5 separate regions of the Mus musculus genome follow, and all the other regions are linked to region 1. The links are chromatin loops, found by intact Hi-C in ENCODE. Cell type or tissue: left cerebral cortex. All regions are shown on one strand.

Region 1 (5,000 bases):
AAATCAGTAATGGTAAAAAGTCTGTAGTGTGTTGTTAAAAGAAATAAAAAGTTGCCTGTGTATATACTTGCATACCAGGCTTGGGGACCCTCACTATGAGTTGTCAGGCAGACTTACTTATTTTTGTCTTGTTGTGATAAAATGCCTTGACAAAAGCGACTTAGTAGCTTAGATATAGACAATCATAGTGAGGAAGGGAGGGCAGCAGGAGCAGGAAGCTGGCTGGTCACATTTCATTGGCAGGTCACAAGCAGAGACAGGACAGGAAGCAGAGCCAGGGAATAAATGTCAAAATCCATCCACACACCCACCTCGTAAAGGATCCATAACCTTCCCCAAAAGGATCAAGGATACAGAGCAACTTTCCCCCTACATTATCAATGATTAGAATATAGAGCATTTCTCAACAGGATAAGATTTCAGATTTTTTAAAACTAAAATATAGTATTAAAAACAACAGCAACAACAAAGTAAGCCATTTATCAGACTTTTCAATATTCAGAATTAGAGAGATAATAATCAGGTTTCCCAAAGGAGCTGATTTCAAGTGGCAAGATAATGAAGTTCCCTCTGCTTTAAGCTTCTCACAGAAGAAACCTGAATTTTCAGTGTAAGCCACTCTTTTTCTCTCTTCTGCTCTCCCTGCCTCACAGGGAAAGGAACCTTGAAATGAACCATGCTCTTTTGTTCTTCTTTATGTTTGCTCCAAGACATTGGCAGACCAACTTTTCAAAGACACAAGACCATAGAGGATGATTCACACGCAAACCACAGTGGCCAGAAGTCCCCAGAGACCTCTCAAATGGCATAGATTATTGCCATTGATTTTGGTAACCTCTTAGAACTGTATGGTAAGATGTTATTGCCGAAGACACCACACACTTTGAATGTAGGACGTAGAGAAAATATGGTGTAACTGAACTGCCTTTTTCCTCCCTGGTAAATAGCATTCACAATGGTAGAAATTGCTATGTAGTAACCTGGAAGAGAAAAGTCATCGATCTTCTTGGAGACCTTGGATTCTAGAACACCAACTTTCCAGACAAGATAGGCTCATGGTTCAATAGTAGACTGACTACTATGAGAGTACCCAAGTGCATTCTCATGGGCTCTGAAGTCACCTCCACAATAGCGAGTTAAAGCATAGTACTGAGGTCCACAGCTGTGCAATCTTAGGCCCTACATCTACTGCTTCTGTTTGATAATTGAATTGAAACTGTCTCCTGAGTATTTATGTCTAGATCGATAGACAGATGCTTCCTCAACCTTGGTCATGGTTGCTTCTATTTGGAAGGAGTAGCTGCTAATGCAGAGACTCATGGTTGGCCACGTACCATAAATGTCTATTGTGTACTCTTCCTTCAAATGGACATTCTTTTCCACAGCCCAGGGAACACCAGCAAAGAGGGGGTGGGGAGAATGAAGTAGGATTCAGATGGAGAAAAGGGCCATGTCACACTGTTTTCTGAGAATGACATGGCTGTCACACTTATGAACTCACAACAGATATAGTTCTTTGCACGGACCACACAATACTAGGCCTTCCCACATGTAGTAATGAATGCCAGTAAGTACTCATGGGGCCAGGCCCCTCCTTGGGGGAGGAGTTGGCAGTTGATGGCTGCTGGAGGTGAGGAGAGAATCAGTTGTCTTCACTGATGTAGGTACTGATGAGTTGCGGATAGTCCAATACACAGCTTCATGTCAAAGCCAAAGCCAGTGGCCCTGGTTAAACTCACCAGGCCACAAAGCGATAGCAAAAACAAAAGGAGACTGATATGCTAGTCAGAGGCTGATTAATTCAGAAGAGAGGGTTATTGGTGTGTGTGTGTGGGGGGGGTGTAGGAAGGACACTAGAGAGTATGGGATGCTGTAACTGTAAGGAAAATGTATCATATGTATAAAATTGTCAAAAATAAATGAGAAGCCACGGTAAAGAACCTGTATAGAAATAGTTAAAAGTAGCTTTCCATGGATGTCAAGACGACGGGCAATGGAAACGTATTTGACAACTTTAGTGTGTAAGTATGCCATACCTTTGAAAGGAAACCCCAGTAAATCACTTTTTTTATGTTCCAGAAATCGCCAAAATCTATTTTGAGAAATGGGAAACACAGAAACCCAAAACTACACAGTTAACCTGTAGAGGGCACCCAAGACTTTTTAGACTAGACTGTGCTTTCAGATCTGAAAATTGCACCCTTTCTGTTAGGCATAAGGAAGAGTTCTAGCTTTTTCACAGTGATTTTAAATTTTGGATCATTGATTCTCAGGAGGTTTTATTTTGAAATTAGCTTATATTAAACGATCCTAGAACAATTATGATTAATGTACTTTGCCACGAATTCAGATTTAAAGCCGAGGATCTAATTTAATAATGGAACGTTAGTTGGTGCTTAAAGCAAGCGTGGCAAATGACCTGCTTTGGTGTGCCTGGTGCTTGGCCTGTGACCTTATTATCACTGTCATCTTGAAAATGACCCTGTAGTATCCCAAATGTGTGGACAAAGCAACAAAACTCTATGGCCTGTGTATGATATATGTATGCCATGAATCCATTCTTCATATCTTCATATCTCTCGGTTGAGACTAAGTAAACCATAGAAGTAAGATATGTTAAAACACATGATTGGCTGAAGATAGAGCTCAGTTTCTGACTTTATGAGCCAACCAGAGTCCGACTCACTTTAGGGATAAACTGTTTATTTTTAGTTTCACACTGCTTTTCATTCACCCGCAGGTAACAGTGAATCTACAGCATACAGTTTTTAAACATGATGCTTTTTCCTTCTGTAGAGGTAAGGTGTGTGGTCCCTGCCATGGGTTTTCACAAGCCTATTGCTATTAGAATCTCTTCTAGGTCAGGGTGGACAGTCTTCAAGAGCCAGAAACCGTAAGCTTCTATGGCTCATCGACTACTATGGATTTCCCCCATAATCCCTTGCCGTTTGGAATCCACATGAGTCAAATGCTAGAAATCTAAAGCTATTCTGTGGTTTGTGTCTAGAGCTTGTCTACATTCAATTCCAGGTGCTAGGTCAGTGTTGCAGAGGTTATTATATTAGACATGTTGGTCACATTAATATTTGTGCTTTTAAAATTGCATTGTGTTGGGGCATGCTGAAAAACCCCACTGTCTGACTACTATTATTGGTTTTTCTAGAATTGATTTTTTTCCCCATGTAATTTGGCAGTTACATTGATGGAACGTGTGGCTTGTTGCCATTTTCTTTATGTCAAAGGCTTTCTTTCTGATGAGCATGAAATAGGAAAGCAGGCAAATACAAATGTATTTTTAGAGCTGCCCGGTGCAGAATGGGTTGGGCACAGCAGTCGCAGAAGGGTATTGCTCTGTAGCTATTGTCCGATCTTTGGCCTGGAAAGAAAAGCAATGATGATAATTCTTACTTTTCAGGTGGGGGAAATAAAAGCACAGACATTCATGACCTGATTGGGAAGGCTGAACGCTTCCAAGTTTCTATCCGTGGAAACAGGGCCAATGATCTGTGCTACCTGACTCATAGGGAAGATAAAAAGGTCGTTTGGCAAAGTTACGGCTGCAGAGTGCGTCTTAGAGGCAATCCATCATCCTAGCACTTAGAAGCATCACAAAAAAGCATCAGGAGGAGTTTGGAGCAGTGGCTGTCAGCCTCAGGTGCATCCTAGTGCCTGGGGACACTTAATGTCTAATTTTGGTTGTCACAAACTGGGTTGGGCTGGTTTGGGTATCTAGAGGTCAGAGATGCTGATGAACAGGGCAACAGCTTGCCAAAAAGATTTGTATGTATGTTGAGAAGCCCCTTGCCCATGCCCAGTGGATGCTGTGGTCAGCATCATGGTTTCTGCTGAGATCATTTGTATCAGTGACCAGTTACATACATAGTCATACCTAGGTTTATCCTGAGGGGATAGAATTTATGCATAAAGAAAGCACAAATTGTTTTGCAACCAAATAAAAAATAAACATCCCTCACTATAATCTAATACCTTATCTCTGTTACAATTCATTCCATACAAGATATGGTTGCACATTTTTGGAGTAAGCTTCAGGTGAAAAAGGCAACCGAAAAACTTAAATAACAGGCCCTGGAAACCCTGTACCTTTAGTATTAAAAGTCATTGGTTTGAAGAATTTTTATCACCCCAAATTCTCTAATACATGCAGTAGTTAAAGAGATTTCAGGATGAGAACAAAGATGACAGAGGTAGAGAAATTGGAGAACTATCTTTGCCTTTGTCTTTCATTGGTTGGTTCTGGACTTGTATGTCATGTTGAACACTATGGCTCAGAGATATCCATGAAATATAGCAAACTCACACAATCCCATAGCAAAAAAGCAAGTAACTTCATTAAAGTGAGCAATATGTCTAAATAGATAATTCCTCAAAGCAAAAGACACCGAAAGGCATGATCAACATTAATAATCAGAGAAATGCAAATCAAGCCATAACATGATATTATTTTGCCTTATAAGCATGGTTATTTGTTACCAAGAAAGACAAATGATGGGGGCTGGAGAGATGGCTCAGCAGCACTGACTGCTCTTCCAAAGGTCCTGAGTTCGAATCCCAGCAAACACATGGTGGCTCACAACCATCCATAATGAGATCTAACACCCTTTTCTGGTGTGTCTGAAGACAGCTACAGTGTACTTAATATAATAATAAATAAATCTTTAAAAAAAGAAAGACAAATGATAAATGTGAGTAATGTTGTGGAGAAAAAGGGATCATGGTTAATCCTGGTGGCAATGTTAATTAGTACAGCCATTGTGAAAACAGTATCTAGAGCTCCCAAAATACTATAAATAGGACTTGCATGTAATGCAGCCATAATACCTTGGGGCATGTGTTTAAAGGAAAACAAAATCTCAAAGTGACACCTGTATCCCCTTTACTGTAATAGTTATTCACAATAGTCAAAACATGGAAGCAACTTCAGTGTTTACCAACTGGTGAGGAATATGTAGTATGCATTCAAAAGTAAATACAGTTATAAC
Region 2 (5,000 bases), 120 kb after region 1:
ACAACTGGCAACTCAGGAAGACCAGGATGGCAGTCAGAATTTTAACTGCCACTTTGCTTTCCCCCTCACAGGATAAATTTTCTCCCAAGTATATCACATTGTGGTTTTCGGGTCTGGCTGACTCCCAGGTGTGGGAGTGAATCCTATTCACCTTATATTCTGCACAGAAGACGGGTAGGAAATAACCTAGCCAGAGAAATAGTGCCTGACTCTAAGCTTAAGAACGGAGCTGAGTATCCATGGCTCTTGCATCATCCTGCCAAATTCTTATTTAGCATGTTCATTGAAACATGAATAAATATAGCAGCTTAGGATGCCCCAGATGACTAGAAGCTGCCTGGGAGGATTTCACTCTGCAAAGCTTCTGCATAACATGATGGATAGAAATGTTCACGAATACGGCACATAAATAATAGATGTGTTTATAAAAAGGGAAGTTCTTAAGCCTTTTAAAGCCAACACATCATGAGTTCTCTTGATCTTTTTTTCCTTCCCTAGGATTCTGTAGGTAGGTCATCTAAATTCTACATATTCCATTTATGGATAATTACTGAATGAGTTAGAGAGCCTTGCACTAATGATTCATATAATCTTGCTATATGTAGTCATTGTTGGCTACAGCCCTCCTTTTGGTCTCTGTGTATTGCCTATGAGGAGTATCACAAAATTACATTGAGATGTAGTCAGAAGGTAGGAATAAAATTTGCATAGTGAAATATTTGACAGAGGACTATTTATATTAGCAAACCTTAAGAACCAGATTATTATTCTAAAACATATAAATAGTTAAAACTTGAACTATTTGGAAGAATGGATATTATAGAATATGGTAGGACAGTGTTCACTGTGACTGTTATGTTCCCAAATACTGAAAATAGAACACGTAGTTGAATATGCAAGCAACTGGATGTTTGTAGTGGATCAAATTTGTGATCCCTCTTTCTCTGAAATATGCAGCTGTTTAAAGTGAAATATAACAAATACTAATAACAGCGAAAGGAAATCTAAATTTCAAAGTCCTTCCAGTCTTGGAAATTTTACATATCAGGCAAAATAAGTTGTAAAGGTAAAAATTGCAACACAAAAAAATGGGAATAATCAATGAATGGTTTTACATGGCATACTTTAAGGGAAAGTCCTGGATACTCACTGTTTCATAGAGATGCTTACACTTAGAGCTCTAAGTCACGCCAGCCCAACTCTTCATTTTGCCACCACAAGGCTTCTCCTGCTGATTTAGAATCCAATATAAAGTGCAGTGCAGGTGCCAAGAGGATGAGTTGCATCCACAGAGAGTCTGAGTGATTCTGAGTCCTCCCTTTCCCAGGGTTAGGAACAGCACAGCTCCTTCACAGTAAGTGAACAAAGAGGGAGTCCTTGTGATTAGCTCCCATGTAGGCTACAGAATTGAGGAATGTTTCAAAAGTGAAAAAGAACTCCTCCTCTGTAGCTTCCGCTATTACATTTTGGGAAAAAAAGTCTTTGCTATTTAGAATTCCTATAAATAAAAATATTGGGGGGGGGGTGGTGGACTCAAGTTCTAGCCCCTCACTGACACCTGAGATCACAGAGCAGTCTCAAGTTTGCTTGGTATATTTCATTCTTTTCAATGTCTCCACCATGCCCTTCCCCTTACTGCTTCTGTCCCTTCTTGCAACTCCATGGAGACTATGTCTTAGAAAGAAGATATGGAATTGTCTATCCTCAAGTGGAGTTCTCAAAGATGTCTTTCACCATAAAGGCTGATGTGGTGGTCCCCTGGACTCTATCGATTCTACCATTTGAAGCACTTGGAACTAAACGTGCCTCCTGGGCAGAGGTCGACTAAACCGGGGAAGAGAGGCTCCACGTTGGATTGGCAGCCAATAGGCCTGATCAGAACCTCGCTCTTGGAGAAACAGGAATGCCAAATGAGGTAGGTTAATTGCACCAGCGTACTCATTAAAGTATGATTTGGTTCTTTGTAGACCCACGCTTGGAAACATGACCACCATATGATGATCTCCCATATTTGATGACATTCATCCATAATCTATGCTTACCCATGTAGTCTGACTTAAGAAATATGTTAGTTAAAAATTAAAATAGAGATACAGTATGTACATTACATAGGAATACAGATAGATATATGCTCATATATGTTTATTTCTTAATTTTCTCTATATTGTTTATCAGAAAAGGTGTTGAGGCAGGAAAAAATTATAAGATAATTGCATTTTCTCTTTTCAACTTAACTGCCTTTAAAGAGCAAGTAAAAAGAAACCCCCAAGTTTTATATATATACAAGGTCCTGCATAGGAGTGAGTTCTCATTCCTGTGTCAAGGCATGGGGGCGGGGGAGCTAATGAGTGTACAAACTGAAAAAACTTTAACCTTCTGAAACCAAGCATAGTTTATTGTGGGCTGAATCACCTTCAATTTTGTTCTGAGCTATAGGATAAACAGACCTTTCGATGTTCTTACTGAGTAGAAAGAGACCAAGATTCTGGTCAGCTATAGTTACCTTGGACTACCCAGGTGAAGCGGGTTAGTGCCTTTAACAATCTCTCGCCTATACTGAAAGGTTATTTTTGAAGACAAGGGGACTGAATGTTCCGTGTTCCCACCGTTGTCATGGAAACCTTTCAGCTAGCTGAATAGGTTAGCAGGATTTTATGTTCCCCATTTTGACAAATACAAGAAGACATGATCCCAGCTTTGCATCACTAATCAGGCGCTTCTGTTTTCCAGGCTTATGGCTCTTGATTAGTCATATTTTCTTAATGTTTTGTTGTTTTATTTATTTATTTTTTGCCACCCCCACTCCCTAACATAAATCAACAGGCAAGTTGTCTTTCAGAAATCATTTCCACTTTAAAAGCAGAGCCAAAATCGTGACTGGGCTGACCTTGTTGTGTGGGGACTCATACTGCTCACAGCTCTGAAAGGCTCCTGTAGATTAATTTAGGCTCCTGCTGAAGCTCTTCTGATTTCTACTGATTTTCAGTGGTTTCCTGGAGGTAAACTCACTTGCTAATAGGCAGGAATTATTCCTCATTTTAGCAACAACAGACAGCCAACACGGGCTTCTAAAGCACAGGTGAGATTCAGGAAAAAGGCATCCAAGGTTGAAACCAAAACAAGCTTGGTGCATGCGTGAATTCAGATCTAGCAAATAATGACTTTCCCATCTTATTTGAATCTAATCACCTTCCACATTTTTTCATTAATTTATTTAGTCAGTTTATATCCCAATCACACCTGCCTTCCTCTCATCCTAGTCTCGCCCTTACAAATTCCTCCCCCCCTGCCCTTATCTTTTCCTCCCCTCCTTAGAAAAGGGGAAGACTCCCTTGGGCACCACCCAGCTCTGGGATATCTAGTCGAAGCAGGACTAAGTGCATCCTCTTCCACAGAGGTCCAACTGGGCAATCCAGTGATGGCAGGCAACAGAATCATTGACAGCCTCTGCTCCAACTATTAGAGGACCCACGTGAAGACCAAGCTGCGTATCTGCTACAAATGTGTAGGGGATTTAGGTCCAGCCCCCGTGAGAGAACAAACTCCTAACAGTAGTAATGATACTCTTCTGTGCTTGCAGACAGGAGTCTACCATAACTGTCTCGTGAGAGGCTTCATCCAGCAGTGGATGGAAACAGATGGGGAGACCCACAGCCAAACATCAGGTGGAGCTCCAGGAGTCTTGTAGAAGAGTGGAGGATAGAATTGAGGGACCAGAGGGGTCAAGGACAGGAGACCTATAGAGTCAATAAAATGGGCCATGGGGGGCTCGCAGAGACTGAACCACCTCCATATTTTTTTCACAGGATATCAGTGGTTTAAGGGCAAGGGCAAGATGGAAAGGCAGTAACTGCACTGTGGACATAGGGATGAGCATTTTGGGTGGACTAGCTGAGGCTGGTCTTTGTTGGGTCCTCTACAAAGGACCTTTGTTGGGAGTCTGGTTGTAAAAGTCTGGGAAAGGAAGAGACAAGGCTGATGGGTAGTGTGTTGTGAAATGACAGCGTAGTAAAGTCGCAAAAACAGTGGGCTCTCTGTCTGCATGACTTGGGAAACTGCTCTTGTACTGAACTTCCATTACAAGAGGAACAGAAATACTGGTCCCATTTTCTTGTGCAGAGGGGGTAGAGTTAAATCCTGTACCTTGATCATCAGCTCCCATCTATGAAGTATGTGCCATAGGCATATTTAACAGGACAAAGCCTCTGGGGAGATGGAAAAATACAGAAAACGATAACAAGGCACAAAAGAACATGGGGAAGGAGGTGAGCCTGGGCACGGGCACTGTCGTTTTTAGTTGTATCCATCCTGGACACTGCCAGCATGACCATCTCAGTCCCACACTTCACCAGACCCTCTCTGTCTGCATGCGACTAATTGAAATGATTTTTTTTTTGCAGAATTAATTTAACGAAAAGTGATTTCTGTTATTCGATTATGTTCCAGTGCAGTCTTGCTTTCCGTTAAATGCTCCATCGTCTGTTCTGCCCCAATGTAATCAAGCTTGCCTAAGAAACATCGACTTAATAGAGAAGTGCATCATGGAAACCTCTTTCTTAATGGGGCATAAAGCCTTGGTGATTCAGGGGCTTCAACTTTCCCATAGCAGTTATATGCCACTGGGAATTAGTGCATTGAAATTCACTAAATTCTGTGTACTCTTCCTGCAAGCAGATAGTAACAACTTGATTGCTACAAAAGGATGAGAAATAAACCAACTGGAGTGTCATTGAGTAGGCCTCGAATGATTTCGATGATTTGGGAAGCCATCAAAATAAAAGGTGGCACACGTCTAAACCTCTAAAAGTGCCTGGCAGACAAGAAGGCAGGCATGAAAATGAAACAGCTTGGATCCTTCTAACTGTCTTGAAGGTGATTGGGCAACAGTAAGCAGTCATTTACATAATATAAATGGTATCTCTTCAAAAATTAATGAATCCCCTGTGTGTTATGAAATTTACCTGGTAGAAAAATTTTCTCCTCCTTCCAAGTGATGATGA
Region 3 (5,000 bases), 550 kb after region 1:
CCCTTTATTGGTTCATCACCATCACATCGTCTAATTTTAAACTCCTAAAATTCTAAGTAATTATATTGCTATTTCTTTTTCAAAGGTCCCATCTTGGTCGTAAGACTACTTCGTCACCATTATAAGCATCTTGAAATAGGAGAGGCCAGATAGTTTAAAGGAGTTTTGACCTCTCTCTGTGGTTTTAAAAATAATCTCAAAGTTCCCTCATAACTTACGTGTAATTAAAAAAAACGTAAGAGAAAGCCCGTGGGCTTGTCAGAGAGTGCTGTGGTTTGGAAGAGAAGAAGCACCAACAGAAGAAATGATGCACTGGAGGGTGAGGATGCCTAGCTTCAAACTTTTCGTTTATACAGGGACATTTGACACAATGAAACACTCCTAAGGCCAGTCTCCTTGGTACTTCCTGTGGCGGTAAATGAGGTCATTTGATTGGTCAGATTGGAACATTGGAAGGTGTCATCTTCAAGTCCGTCACGCCCCTTCCTTTCCTCTAGGGCGGGAGCTACACAGGAAGTGCCTCTTTCACTGCGGGGTTATTGACAGGTACTGGATTCGCCTCGGCGCCATCTCTTTTTAGCTTTTGCCTGTGTCGTTGCTGGTAAGTACAGAGTTTCAGGGTTCAGTTTTTTATCAGTAGTTTGTAGAGATCATCTTTCATTGTTAATTACTGGCTGTACAACTAGTTCTGAGGGCTTTCTTAGTTAACTGCTTGTCGCCCCCACGCCACCCCCAGGGAAAAGGGACCATTTCGGTTGGATTTCCCCTCACAGCCTGATATCTTAGGATGTAGAGTGAATGTGGAAGGAAAATTCTGTTTCAAAATGAATCCTGGCATGATATCCACTTTCTTTTTGTTTGTGGAGACGGCCTGCTTGTTCGGTTCATTGGTAGCCCAGGTTAGCTTCGACCTCAAAGCATAGCTTCTGAGCCCTGTGGTCCTGGCCAGCTCAGCCGCAGTCACAAGCAGGAGGAAGTGAGTAAGGTTCCCGACTAGGGATTGTTTTCCTCACTGAGTGATTCGTCCACTGAAACATGGCAGTTTTTACAGAAGCTTACATTGGCTTCTATAGAGTCAGGTTTGGGCACCTTAGTCTATAAAAAAAGACTCGTGATCTTTGTAGCAAGGCAGCAAATGCAGTCTACTCAGGAGTGGGAGACTCCTAAACTTTTTTCCACTGATGGGCCTGGCCTGGAAATCTGTAGACATTATTTTTTTTTTAAGTAACTTTGTATGAGACAAAGATGGGATGAAGATGATAGATTATTTTCTTCTATGGAAGCAATTTATAATTCAAATTATTTTCTTTTGCTTTTTCTACATCAGGAGAAGTATCTTCCTGAACTGTTTAGTGTCAGTCCTAAGTAGGTGACATAAAAAGTAGACTCTGCTTTACTTTTTCATCATTTTATTATTCAATCAAGAGAGAGAATTACACAAAGACAAGTCTTGGACATATAGGACTTGTATATAGGTTTTAAAGTTGCTCCAAGCTCTTAATCTTCAGTTGGCTTTGCATTTGATAATTCTGCTCACTCTTGACAGTAATTCTGACTATTGAAATCCAAACTTACTTGACCACAGGAGCTACATAAAGATACCAAATTAGGAAGCTGGAATTATGAAGTCAGTTTTATAAGGAATGAGGACCATTCATGCTACTACTCAAATTTTCATAAGATTTTGGTATACTAAAAATAGCTTAAACTTTGTGCTTCAGTATTAGTTTACAGCAATGGAAGAACATAAACAGTATGGATGTGAGCCGGTGGAAAACTTCTTCAGGAAGATAATAAAGTTTTACTAGAGATGACCTAGAAATGAGATTTAATGTAGATGCCTTTAAGAGGGAAACAGATTCAAGAGAGACCCAGAGGAATGCAGCAGAGTGTTAGGGAGAGGTGCTGCTCAGTCGAGTCTTGGTTGAAACAGAAGACTGATCCAAAATCAGCATGTGTTGGGGGTATTTATGTTAAATAAATTTCAGAGAACCATCTAAGGGAATGAAAAAAAAATGATTTCATATATTTCATGACCATTTTACTACAGAAGTAAATATGGTAAAGGCTGGGAAACTTGAAAGAGGTCCATGAGATTATGATTTTATATATATATATATATAGGTGCAGGGGAGTAATAAAATATTAGAAATGAAAGCAAAATTGGGATATTGAAGGTAAATAAAGGATACAGAGGTGGGAAGGAGCAGGAGGAGGACAGAGTCGGACACATGAACCAAAACTAAGTTTGTATTAAAATGCCATAAGGAATTCTGATGCTTTGTAAGCTAATAGAACACTAAAAGTATAAAAGGAAAATCTTAGCAGATCTGTGAGTATATTAATTATTCATGATTTTTCAAGGTATATAGCTACTATGGAGTTTGCATGTAAATGTATTTTGTGTTTTAAATAAATGTTTTCATAATAGTTAACATATGATAAGCTATATATATATTTTTCACTTAAAAACATTTTAAATTATGCTCCCATACTTCATATCTCAACCTCATTTTCCTCTCCCTCCACTCTTCCCAGCCATCCCACCATCCTTCACTTCTCCCCAAGATTCAATACTTTATGCAGGTCAGAAAAATAAAGAAAGAAAAGAAAAAGAGAAAGAGCAGGTCTCTGAGGGATATCAACCTAACATGGCTTAGTGCGTTACAATAAGACTAGGCGCAAACCTAACATGGCTTAGCGCATTACAATAAGACTAGGCACAAACCCTTATATCAAGGTAACCAAGTAGGAGGAAAGGGTCCCAAGAGCAGGCTAAAGAGTCAGAGATACCCGTTATTCCTAGTGTTAGGAGAACCAAAAGAACACCAAGCTACACAAACATAATGTATATGCAGAGGACTTGGTACAGATCTATGTAGGCTGCATGGTTATCACTTCAGTTTCTGTGAGCCCCTATGAACTCTGCTTAGTTAGCTCTGTGGGGTTGTGTTTTCCTGGTGTCTGTAAACCCTCTGGCTCCTACAATCATTCCTTCCCCTCTTCTATGGGGTTCCTTTGGCTCCACCTAGTGTTTGGTTGTGCATCTACTCACATCAGTTGTTGGATGAAGCCTCTAATGACAATTGGGCTAGGCACTGATCTATGAGTATAGTAAAATACCATTAGGAAATTAGGAATTCTTTCTTTTTCTTTCTTTCTTTCTTTCTTTCTTTCTTTCTTTCTTTCTTTCTTTCTTTCTTTCTTTCTTTTTTTTTTTGGCAGTAATGTTGACTCTATCCTGGGTCTCTGGATGTTCAGCCTCTGGTTCCTGGCTTTCCAGGCAGTTTCAGGCCTGGGCTCCCTCTTATGGTGTGGGTCTCTAGCTGGACCAGTAATTGATTGGCCAGTTCCACAAGTTCTCAGCCATCATTAATTATCCTAACACATCTTGCAAATAGGACAGATTGTAACAGCTCAAAGGTTTTGCGATAAACTGTATTATAAGAGGCCAGGATGTAGTATAAGTTAAATGTTGAATGGGGTAGTCATCTAGCACGAAGAAAAGTTCTTTCTTGAAATTATTAATTCCACAGAGGTGTATGTGCATGGGAGGCTAGGGGTGTGGTATTTGAACAGTAAGTACTTGTGGTAAACCCTAAATGAAGCCATCTTTATTAGTAGTGGTTAGAGCAAACTAGACATTAACAATATAGATGGGAGTACCTTACCGAAAAGATGTAGTTAAGAAAGTAAAAAGCACAGAAGACAGATATTTATTTGCAACAATGTGGCATTAATTTGTTGTGTAATAGAGAAGAAGAAAATAAGTTAAGCAGTTGAAAAGTGCAGAAATGCAGAGGGAACCCTGGGCCTCGGGTTTGTTAGACCAGGGCCCTGCTTTGAGTACTACATTCATAGTCCTCAACTCTTTAAAAATCCTTAATTAAAAAAGGTAAGAAGTGTAGATGAAAGCTAGAATGAAATGAAAATTAGAGACATAGTCCTGGCTTGTACAGGAAAAAAAAATGTAGTGGTAAAGAATGGTGTTCGGGGTGTGAACAATTGATGGTGCCCGAAGGAACACATGAAGAGAAATGAATTCTCATTGGACACCTAGGGGAACCTGCTTCAGAAACATCAGTTGCAGCTCCAGTCCAGGAATCTATTCAGAGTGGTTTTGTAGCAGAAACTAAGGCCTTCCCTAAGAGCAAGAATTCACCAGTGTAGGGACTCTCTAGTTAGAAGAAAGATATTTGGTTGAACGTGCCTGTCTACTAGAGAGAGACTGTTTTATAAAAGAAACATCCTTCCATTGGCACCCAAAGAATGCCAGAAACTAGGAAGAAATGAAGAAAATTTAAAAATGAATTTCAAGAACAAAAATGTACTTTAACCCAAATCTGGTGATTTGATGATCTTTTAAACTTTATTGAAAGACAGGCATATAAATCAGATTTCATCCATACTGCCCACAGCACCTTGAACCACTTTCCTCTTAAATATCATGAACATATAGCAGAAAAATTAACGCATTGATAGGAGTACCCTAGATGGTATGATGCACATATAAACTGACCTGCATCCAGTTGAAGCTCAGAACAAAAGTACTTTTATGTCCTTTTTCTGTAGTCACCATTTATCTTTGGTTTCAATTTTTTTGGCATGCTCTTTTATGTTTGATGGTCTTATATTTATGATCATAGGTGGATAGTTCTATATTTACATATTATTTTGTTGGTCTTTATCTGTGAATCTAAGTGCTTAAAACCCTAAAGTGGTTTAAAAATGTATACCTTTGTAAATCTTCTCTTCAGGTCTCTACCCATCCACATCCTTTGCAGCCTTTGTTTAGTAACCTCTGCCTCCCCCCATTTTTTTTTAAAGAAAACTTATAACAATTAAATGCCTAACACTGTCCTATATACACTGTTTGGTCAGTGTTAACTCATTACGATATATTGTGTCAACCATCTGCAGTAAGATTTCTTAGTTAGGGTTTCAATTGCTGTAAAAAGACACCATGACCAAGACCACTCTTATAAGGGCAACATTTAATT
Region 4 (5,000 bases), 390 kb after region 1:
CCTTAAATCTAATGTTTGTTTAAAAGTAGTCCTGGTATGATATTAGCCTTCAAATGGGCAATAAACAGATTTTGAAACATATCTTACTTAGACTAGTGCAAATAGGACCAAAATTAACAGAGCCCTAGTTCTCTAACCCTTTAATGCATAATTATATGCCATGTTCTCAGCCATAGAATGGGTTATAACAATAATGACCAAAAATGTGAACATTAATTAGCAATGTTGTAGTAATGGATTTAACTTACATTTCATTGACTACTAGTTGTGTTATTTTATTGTTAATTCTTATTTTGTTTTCAATCTGTAGAAAATTTTCTGTCATATAATATCATGCAAATTAGTGTCCATCAAGGTACAGAAGCATGCTTAATAACAAGCTAAACATCCTATTTCCCACAGACCTTCAGTTCTACTTATAGTGCCCCAAGCATGTTGCAGCTAATTCTCTTCTTAGTAAGTGGTTAGGGCAGCACTAACTATCCCCGCTGTGTGCATACATTCTCTCAACTCTTAAAACAAATACTTTCGGAACTTTCATTTTCCTGGGTTATTTCCGGTGTATTTATTTCCACACTTTGTCATAGATGAGCCACTAAGTTAAGCCCGAGTCTTGTCAGTAGCTGTCATTAAAAGGAAAAGAATACCCAGAGCAAGGGTTCTAACTTTCCAGCTTTCAGTTGTCACTATCTGCCTCTGTTGCTGATGTCACAGTGAAACACAATGAGTATTTAGGTAAAGGGCATTATCAAAGGCTCATTTATGAGTGACTATTGAAAAACAAGCACACCTGTCATGGAGTAGTGAGCAAACAGACTATTGCTCAGTCATTAGGAGAAGTTGTTCTATGCCACCACATTTACATGCATCCTTTCTCAGCTTGTCTATGAATCCACTTCAGTGACAAGGCAGAGCTTCTTGTTGTGTAGTTTATATAATCAGTATATAACACAATGTACTTTATAATATAGTTAAAAGAATGCTAAAAGTATGTATATAGATTGTGTGTAAAGGTCTCTGTGTGTGCTGCACACACACATGTGCATGCATGCATGTCTGAATTTGGAGTTGGGAGTCTACCTCAGGGCCTTTCAGTTCTGGAAATCTAATTTACCCTAACACAGTGACATAGACCATGTACAGAGGCACAATTTACCTTCTGGGATCTCTGAATCTTCTATATTATAAATGATCTATGGAGATATTTACACAATGCCCTATAAATGACTGAACAGGGAAATGTTATCATTATGTATCTGCACTGGCACTGATTGTTAAGCGAGTACATTGTGCAATGTATCTGGTTGCATTTGCAGTCATGGGCCACAGTTGTTCTGTATGTGGATCTAACCGTGCTCTTCTGAATGTTTGTGAATAGTTGCTTTGTGGTAATAGCATGCATGTAAACAGTATCAGTCTCTTAAACGTCTTTGTTTATTAAAAAAAAAATCTACTTTCTAAATCAAATTTTAAAAATGGATTTCTTTTTCAGTGTAGTAGTAGAAAAACACTTGAAAATATTATCTGAAACAATCCAAGACATTATAAAATAGCATTTTAGCCAAACCATTTAAGACAGCGAGTTTCAACTCTGCCAACCCCAACCACACATTTTATCCATATACCACCCGTTGAATGATCTATAAATGTATGTATTGCTTCCTGGCCTAATCTAAAAGATGAAAAAGGAAAATTCTTAAACCTTAGCATATTACAATAAAAATGCCCCACTAGGAATGGGAGGAAGAACAATAAGTGTTACAGAGAGAATATCCGAAAGGATCCCAGTCTAAGTTACTCAGCGTATCTAAATCTCTGGTGCTGGAATTAGTTCCCTTTTGGGAGTGGATAAAAATGACCTTTTGTTCCTGTTGATCTTGCTGTTCCCTGGGTGGTGGGTTCTAGAAAAGCAACAGGCAATTCCTTCCCTGGGAACTCTCACAATTAGAAAAGGGCTTCTCAGGGTGAATGGAAACAACCAACAACACAAGAGGCTGCTCTGACTTGAATCCCTTTTACCACAGCCCCAGAGAAAAGAAGTGCTATGAAGACGGGGGGGGGGGGGGGGGGGGGAGGAAAAGAGGGAGGGAGGGAGGAAGGGAGGGAAGGAGGAAGGGAAGAAGGGAGAGAAGGATGGTAAAGTGTAGATCCCTTAAAATTAATGACTAAAATAAACCAGCCCTCCCCCACCTCAGTCCTATTAATCATCAGATCTCTATTTTTTCTGCCCAGATTTCTAGACGAAAGCCAAGTCATATGACTCGCCGATTCTCCTCCAACTTAAAACTTTCAAGCTGCAGGAAGACAAACACATGAACCCTTGCATGGGTCCAGAATGCCTAGAAGCAAGCTTGGGCACTTCTGCTGTTAGCAATCCTGAACTGTTCATCTCAGCCTGTTGCTCTTGCCACACACTGCGCTGGATTCTGTGGTAGGGAGGGGACACTCGCGAGCCCAGCCAGCCTGGTGGCTGAGATGGGTGGGTTGGGGCTTTCAGGCTGCTCAGCTGTGGAGATTTTGGGGCTCTTGTCTGGCCACAGCTGGCTGCGAACCCCTGGTCCGGGGGAACCCACTGTACACCACTTGGCCGCCGGCAGATGGTGCCCTGCACAGCCCGACAGTCGGGGAGACCCGGCTAAAGTAAGGCTCAGACTCCGCCCCAGCCAATCCACCGGCGCAACAGTCCCCCTTCCTTCCCAAAATAGTGCGGAGTACGTCTCCTTCGGAGCACTGCGGTAGCCTGTGTGTGTGTCGAAAATACAAACTGTGGGGCGACCGACAGTGTGTGTACTGGAGTGGGGCGTACGCGCGGAGTGGGGACCCTGGGGACCAGGGCCGAGGTGACCACCAATGAAAAGCAGAGGACGGGGAACTGGTTCATTTCTCATCTGCGTAAGCTCGGCCGGCCGCCGAGCCCTTGGGGAGGCCACTCACCATATTCACTTCCGAGACCATGTCTATGCTGGCGACATCGATCCGCATCCCGACGTCCACCGGGGGCCCTGCCAGGGAGGTGGACCACAGCAAAGACAGTCTTTGAGTGGCAGGGAGCTGAGGGGACATTGGGGGCTTCCCAGATCTTATTACAGACTAAGCAGGCTCCCTCCCTACCCCTTTCCTGTTGTAGGGGACAGCGGGAGAAAACAGGTGTGGGCACACGCGTGATGCAGTGACAGTGCAGAGGGTGTGTCGGCTTGAAGAGAGGGACAGCTCAGCCTGAGGATACGTCCACCTGAGATTGGGGATAGTGCGTGGTGTGTGTGTGTGTGTGTGTGTGTGTGTGTGTGTGTGTGTGTGTGTGTGCGCGCAGGGCGTAGTATTGCACGTTTACAGGAACGGTAAAATGGGGAAGGAGGCATTATATCTGACAGAAAAGGTGAACTAGGGATGGGTAACAGGTTGAAAAAAAAAATGAAGAAGCATTACCTCCAAAGTCCGGCCGCAAGCGAATGTCATATCCTTTGAGCAGTCGGTCCACTGTCTCTTTCACGTATGACATGTTGCTGGGTTCATTGGAGCTGAAGGGAAGAAGTAGGGACCGTATTCAGAAAGATCACAAACTGAAAACAGACATAAAAAAAGATCCAGGCACACCTACCCCCAAATAACAAGATACATGATCCAGCAGGCACGGGAAAATAAAAAATAAAAGAAGAAGAAGAAAATCACCAAGGAAAAAAAAAGAGAGAGAGATTGAAGCAGGCAGCTCACCTGTGTGCACAACAAACCATAGCAACCATCACGGGAAAAGAGAGAAGCCCCAAACTCTCTCGATTTTGTACTGTCCACATTCCTAACTCTGATGAAAGAATTGTCTTTTCTGCGAAGATTCAAGGAATGCAACTTAGTCGGCGGCTGGGCAGTAATTCCCGAATGGACCTGCGCATGCGCAGAGGGTACTCACTACCAAAAGACACCTTGTGCCTTGCAAACAATATTCCTAGTGGAACAGGCAACAGATTTCAATCCCTTTAAAGTTCCTGTCTGAGGTGCTCCGCGTTCTCTGGGTAGTCGAATACAACCTGCTGTCTCTATGCAAAGGAGCCAACGTGCCTGTGTGTGTGTGTGTGTGCCCAGTTTTCCTGAGCTGTGGTTTGCTGTGTTCCTTTCCCTCCTGTCCTAAGCTTGAATTTTTTTCTTTTTCCTTTTCTTTTCCTTCTTTCTTTTCTTTTCCTTCTTTTTTTTTTCTTTTTTAAAACAGGGCTTTCAATGATCTGGCTAAGGCTGTCTGGCATCTTTTGTTGACAGTTATAGAGGTCCTAGAACAAGAAGTCTGGAGATGGTTCTCTGGTTGTCTGTAGAAAAGATGGGGAGGGTGCTGGGGAGGGGAGTGGGCAGAGACTGCCCGGCCGGCCGGCCCGGAAAAGGAGTTTGGGGGTGGGGAGGAGGAAACACAGGGAGGGTTTGGGAGTCTTGTCCTCTCTTCGGAGGTTATGAAGACAGCTGCTTGCTTGTGGAATTGGAGGGGGGGGGGGGGGAGGAGAGAACTGACTAACTTTTAAATGTATGCTTTTCCTTTAGCTCCCATCTCCATCAGTCCACTTGGAATGGGAAGTGAAGAGAAGAAGAATGAAGCAACCCTGGCAATCAATCTTTTTTTCCAGGACCTTTGCTGGTAAATCTTGTAGGTTTTAGTCGCCCAAGCTTTTTGCTTATAACTGTCAGTGTGCTAGCTCCTGTTCTTAATCCCTAAATTGAACACTGAACATCCTCAGTCTAATATGCCTTATGCAGCCCGGGAAAAGCCAATCTTCTTTCAAATAAAGGGAAGTTAGGAAATGCAATTCAGTACATATCACTAAAAAACATGTTAGGTGGTTGGAGATTCTGGGATGGATTCATGCCCTTTGTTAAATAGCATATATCAAGTCTTCATTTGATACTAGGTATTCTGAAACTTAGAGTAAACTTTTCACAAACCCCTTACAAAGATAAGCAAAAAGAAATCACTTCTTCCTGATATTGTCTGTGTAAACTGAAGAATTATTACCAAACCAAGA
Region 5 (5,000 bases), 440 kb after region 1:
AGTGCATAGTAGGGAGACACACATTCAAGGCGCATTTGTTCTCAAACCATAGTTCCTTTGCATATGCGGCGGTATCTATATGGCAAGCTTGCTGCTAGGCGCTGAAACCTGCAAGAACTCAACCTCAGTCCAGTTTAGCAGTCCTGCTCATCAGGGAGAAGTGACTGCGTAAGACTGCTTGGCTTGGTTCACTCTTCTGAAAGCAAAGTACTGCTCTTCCTTCTGTAAATAAGTTAGACCAGAGGACCCCAGACTTAAAACAGCCCAAAGTCCGAACTGATAGGAATGGTAACAAAGACAACCATTATTAGTGTGCTTCTTTAATTTCAACTAGATTGGCACTTTGTATACATCACTCTTAACTCTCATGGCAACTCCAAGGAAAAGCTGTTGCTGTCCCCATTTGACAGGTTTGGTAACTTGAGTTTATGGACTTGAACCCCGGGTGGAATTTTGTACTTACAGGACAAAGCTAGTGGATTGACAAAGTAGTAGACTGAGTTTAAAGCATGGTGGCAGGGGGCTCACTGCCTCCAGCTGAGCCAAGGGGGGAGGGTGAGCTTAAAGCATGGGGGCAGGGCTCTCTGCCTTCAGCTGAGGCAGTGGGGGAGGGAGAGAGTGGGAGAGCAGATAAAATAGGATCCTGGAGTGGGGGAACACATGGGATCTGAGATAGAAGGAGTGTGGACTGAGAGAGAAAGAATCATGGGGTTAAGTAGACTTGGATAGACTGGGGTGAGGACTAGGCAGAGGAGGACACTAAAGGAGATGATTTGCATGGGGCACATAGCACATCAGTGCTGAGATCTGGTCTCCAGCATTTCAATCCGTTTCTTTGCTTTTTTTTTTTGGGGGGGGGGGTGTAACTCTATAAAGTAGTGAGGTGATTCCTTTGGTGTCTGCATTGCCAGTGATAAAGATGGATGGGAAAGATGGAAGTTTCTCCCTGTCTTCTTCCCTGTTGTTTCTCCAGGTATAGGTTGCCCACACTACCTTTGCCTTCATGCAAATCTGAAGAGAGACTTCATTAGAGAAGTGAATCAGTTGTCAAAATGTGAGCTTTCCTAAGTGACTAGGAAATTATCATTTTAGATCAAAAATAGTTTTGTGGAGAATGTTCTAGATCACGTGATTACCACTTGACTCTGTAGAATGTCAATAGAAGAGGCTCTGTCTTCCCAGAAGGGTTTTTAAACTCACATTTTAAATACAAAAGTAGGAAAATATAGCTCATATGTACCTTAAATATTCATAAATGAAAGCACATTTTATAGCTGGTTCTATATGACTTTATTAGTAAGTGTTGAAAGTAAAAATATGTTCTCTTGGCTGTAAGACAACTTATTAAAAAAAAAGAAGAAGAAAGGAATCTGCTATATAGAAGCATTTTTACCATGTGCTCTCTCCCATAACACCGGGAAGACCATAAGAGAGTTAGGTTCCGTCAACTATAACGTGGCTAAGTGTCTCAAGTTGATTATCAGTCATCTTACTTGACATTGTTGAGTGATCTGCCTCATTCACCTGACCATTGCTATAAACCATCACGGGTCAGGGTTGCAGTTATCTTACTTTGAGTGTTAGCAGATGATAAATTACTAACGAAGTTACCATAAAAATTACAGCCTAATAGCATTGAAAATGTAAATGAGGAAAATACCTAATTAAAAAAAAATAAAAAACAAAACAAAACAAAAAATAACAAACAAAAAAATTTGCAGTCTAAGGGATATTTTCACCCTGCTCATAGATATCTGTGGTGAGACGATTGGCTCCTCAGAAATGGGCCGTTCTCTGTAAGCAGGTCGTAGTCCAAATATGACAGAAGGATGGTAATGATCACCTGCAGGACATGGATTATCTGTTTACATGGAAGTTCTATTGGGAACTATTGAACATAAAAAGAAACATTCCTGTTACCAGGTAAATTTATAAGCCGCAACTTTCATCCCTTCCATGACTTGACATTTTATACTTTGCCGAAAGTTTGGCATTTAAAAATAAGATGAAAACCATTCAGATTTTGACCACAGCACACTATAAATATGGATTGGCTTCCTGCCTCCTTTAATCCCATTTCTGCTCTTTGTGGGACATTTACCTTTCATCTGTTTATACAACTTAGCCGGGTTCAATTTAAAATAAAGCTGAAAGCAAAGACGTGAATTGCAACGGGATGGTTTGTGACTACACAGTCGGCCAGGCAGAGGTTGAAATAGATTTGGAAACCAAATTATGTATTTTTAACTTGGCAGCACAGCTTGCCGTGGGGAGATAAAGGGAGCTGAAATGGTTCTCTTCTCTTCATCCCTCCAGGAACTCCTCTCTCTCTCATCTCCACATTCTCCCATTGGGGAGGGCAGGGAGGGGAAAGGTGAACAGAGCAGGCCAGTAGAGAGAAGCTGGAATGGACTTCTGAAGGGCAGAAGTCTTTCAGCTTCTGATGAGTCAGTCAGTTAGTTCCTATCATGCTGATGTAGCTTGTTCCTGCTTAGAAGTGGCACCCACGTTGAGTTTGTCACAGAGGAACTAGAAAGTCGTTCTTTCTGTCTCTTGTCCACTTTGAACACAGTTGTATGGCTTCATAAAACTAGGTAGCTGACCACAGGAAGATAGTTTAGGAATCCTGCCTTTCCTTATTTTCTACATATCTGAGGCATACATACAGTCTTGGGGGCATATAATCTCAAACAATTAATACGATAAATATAGGTGGTTGCTTTAGATCATCTTCCTTAACCTTACTGATATGGAAATAGAAGACTTCCATTAATTTCACAAGGTTGCTCATTAGTGTAGTAGGACTTCATATTACTGGAATGTACCATGGTCTTAAATAATAAGATTGCTTCAGAAACACAGAGATGCACAAGGTAGGCATTATTCCTCTGCTAGAGAAGAGGTTGAGAGAATTCCTACTGAATGTCCACAATAACTAAGGCTAAAAATTGACAAAGTCACAGTTCACATCACATCTTCCAATCTTTAGTTAAGACACCTGATGGTTATGTCCATTTTTGGAGGCATCCTCACATAGTACTGTGTACCAAGAGTCAGTTATCCTGAACATAACTCTTATTATTTAGTTAAGGATAAATAAGCAATTATAACACCCCAAAAGAGAAAAATAATAGTATTTAAAATGGAGGAGAAAACATGGAAACTTGTATTCATTTGAGTGAACTTGGTCTATTTCTCTGACACAAACCTAATTGTTCTTAGGAAGTTTTCAGATGATCTGTGTCTCAGTCTGAAAGTTCCTGTGTCATGTGCTAGCTTTATTAATTGACTGTCAAACCACGATTAATAATCATACATCGAATGAATATTTTAAGTAGAGGAACAGAAAGTGAAAGCGACATTCCCTGAGTCACCAATTGATTCATTTGTTATACCAGTGTGCAGATACAGTGTTACGTAGAAGGAGTAATATGGAAGTCTTAAGACAGTATTTGGTATCAAAACTGCCTGTCATGGACTTTACCTCTAAGCAATAAAAAGAGATAAAAGTAGCCAAAATCAAACAAGTAAATGATAATATAGTGGGACAACTTAGTAACATCAAAATAGAAAGTGTGAAAGGAATCTAGTCTACATAGAAATGATGGCTAAACAAATCTTTCAAGTTAATAACAGAGGGTGCCAGGAGGGAAAGAGAAAAGTTATTGTTGGGCAAATAAACAACCAATAAAACCAAGCCAACTCAACAAGCAGACCAACAAAACAAATAAAATATGAATAAGTGGATAATAGATTGGTGTGATTATGAGAATCAAAGGTTTCTGGTGCCCTTCTTGTTCTAAAGTAGGGCCAGGATTATTACGGTACTAGGTGAGAACTGTAAGCAGAAGCCAGGTCATAAAAGGTCTGTAGGGGATTCTATAAAGTATTTTGGATGATTCTCTTAGCAAACTTGGGCGCCCCTGGAGTTTGTTAGGTAAGGCATTAACTTTCTGTGAAAGGACTGGTCTAAGTGCTGAGTAAAAAAAGGTTTAGAAGCAGAGAAAACCACGTGACACGTGTGTGTTTCAGTGTTGTATTGTTATTGTTGTTGTTCCTCTTCATTATGTAGATGGTCACATGAAATGACGTAGATGTAGAGAGGATAGACATAAATGGACAAAGATGAGGTATTTTAGGGATTTTAATTCAACAAAATGATGATATATTTAATATGAATGATCAAGGGAAGTAAAAATAGCTCCATGATTTCTATTCTGAGAAACTGAACAAGTGTGGTGTTTAAAGTTATAGGGGACTGTCCAAGTTTCCTCCCAAGCTCACTTGCTAGTAGAAGAGACAGGAAATTAAAACACAAAACAAGTGAACTATGTAGTGTGACTGGTGTCAGTGAACGTAGAGGATGGGTGTGAAGGTGGTTTTAATTCCACTGTTAGGAAGGCTTTGTTGATAAAGTGGGACCTGGACACTGATCACAGAGGGATGAGAACATAAGGGCGCATTTGGAGTGAGGTCTTCTGGTGAGCAAGAGCTCTAGGGACAATCCTGCAAAGCCTGGAAGTCAGGGCTGGTGCAGTGCAGATGAAAGTGTTGTGGAAGAAAGAAGAGGCTCTACAAAGCTCTGTAGGCAGGCATGTAGACTTTGCTTTTATTTTGAGTCACACTAGATATGATTGGGGGGAAGTATATCAGGGCACATCCTGTATTGGCGAGTTTTGAAAAGGCTCATTAGGGATGTTGTGTTAAGAACAAAAAGAAGCAGGGTTGGTTGGGATCTTTTCACAATTGCTCAGTCATGAGATGCTTAACACTTGGACCAAACAAGTGACAAAGTAATCTGCTGATATCTAAGACTTGGTTGTTTTCTGCTTGTGTTTTGTCTTTTAAGATGAAGGATGGCAGTTATAATGCAGGGTCTGTGAGAAATGAAAGAAATGAGATTGAGTAAAGTTTTGGTTTAAGTATCTAAAGGAATACCATTATCAGCATTATTAGTAGAAGCCCTTTAGATGTGTGGATACATGATTTGCATGTGCATG

The links. A loop is a pair of places that touch in the nucleus more often than their neighbours do. Peaks named below come from ENCODE experiments on the same cell type or tissue, not always from the same donor. Only the 100,000 strongest peaks of a DNase experiment are listed, where the experiment ranks them.
Region 2: it touches region 1 in a loop (2.2-fold over the local background); 2 of 42 quality-filtered maps call a loop at or near these places.
Region 3: a loop joins it to region 1, with 2.9 times the contacts of the local background. A loop is called at or near these places in 7 of 42 quality-filtered maps.
Region 4: it touches region 1 in a loop (2.8-fold over the local background); 3 of 42 quality-filtered maps call a loop at or near these places.
Region 5: a loop joins it to region 1, with 2.8 times the contacts of the local background. A loop is called at or near these places in 2 of 42 quality-filtered maps.

What each region holds. Positions count from the first base shown.
Region 1 is chr5:72,091,945-72,096,944 of GRCm38, reverse strand. All of the region lies in intron 5 of Gabrb1 (gamma-aminobutyric acid (GABA) A receptor, subunit beta 1), which reads right to left. Among named protein-coding and RNA genes, the nearest start is that of Commd8, 74 kb to the left of the region's middle. In left cerebral cortex, a CTCF peak has its summit at 2,146 (motif pointing right); DNase peaks (open chromatin) are centred at 2,146, 2,408 and 2,849.
Region 2 is chr5:71,968,246-71,973,245 of GRCm38, reverse strand. The region is part of intron 4 of Gabrb1 (gamma-aminobutyric acid (GABA) A receptor, subunit beta 1); the gene reads right to left. Among named protein-coding and RNA genes, the nearest start is that of Commd8, 200 kb to the left of the region's middle. In left cerebral cortex, no CTCF peak of the experiment used is centred here; DNase peaks (open chromatin) are centred at 224, 1,264 and 2,688; H3K27ac peaks cover 3,265 bases.
Region 3 is chr5:71,543,774-71,548,773 of GRCm38, reverse strand. Cox7b2 (cytochrome c oxidase subunit 7B2) reads left to right here and starts at 569. Exons shown (of 3, transcript NM_030052.3): 1 at 569-601. In left cerebral cortex, a CTCF peak has its summit at 3,028 (motif pointing left); a DNase peak (open chromatin) is centred at 3,019.
Region 4 is chr5:71,698,807-71,703,806 of GRCm38, reverse strand. Gabrb1 (gamma-aminobutyric acid (GABA) A receptor, subunit beta 1) reads right to left here and starts at 3,875. Exons shown (of 9, transcript NM_008069.5): 1 at 3,712-3,875; 2 at 3,427-3,518; 3 at 2,935-3,002. The coding sequence starts at 3,791. Gm38562 (a long non-coding RNA gene) reads left to right here and starts at 2,099. Exons shown (of 4, transcript XR_868471.1): 1 at 2,099-2,136; 2 at 2,233-2,431; 3 at 4,522-4,615. In left cerebral cortex, a CTCF peak has its summit at 2,604 (motif pointing right); DNase peaks (open chromatin) are centred at 2,717, 3,049, 3,442, 3,885 and 1 more place; H3K4me3 peaks cover 2,673 bases; H3K27ac peaks cover 2,261 bases.
Region 5 is chr5:71,651,539-71,656,538 of GRCm38, reverse strand. All of the region lies in intron 2 of Gabra4 (gamma-aminobutyric acid (GABA) A receptor, subunit alpha 4), which reads left to right. Among named protein-coding and RNA genes, the nearest start is that of Gabra4, 4.3 kb to the left of the region's middle. In left cerebral cortex, no CTCF peak of the experiment used is centred here; DNase peaks (open chromatin) are centred at 545 and 2,306; H3K4me3 peaks cover 1,358 bases; H3K27ac peaks cover 574 bases.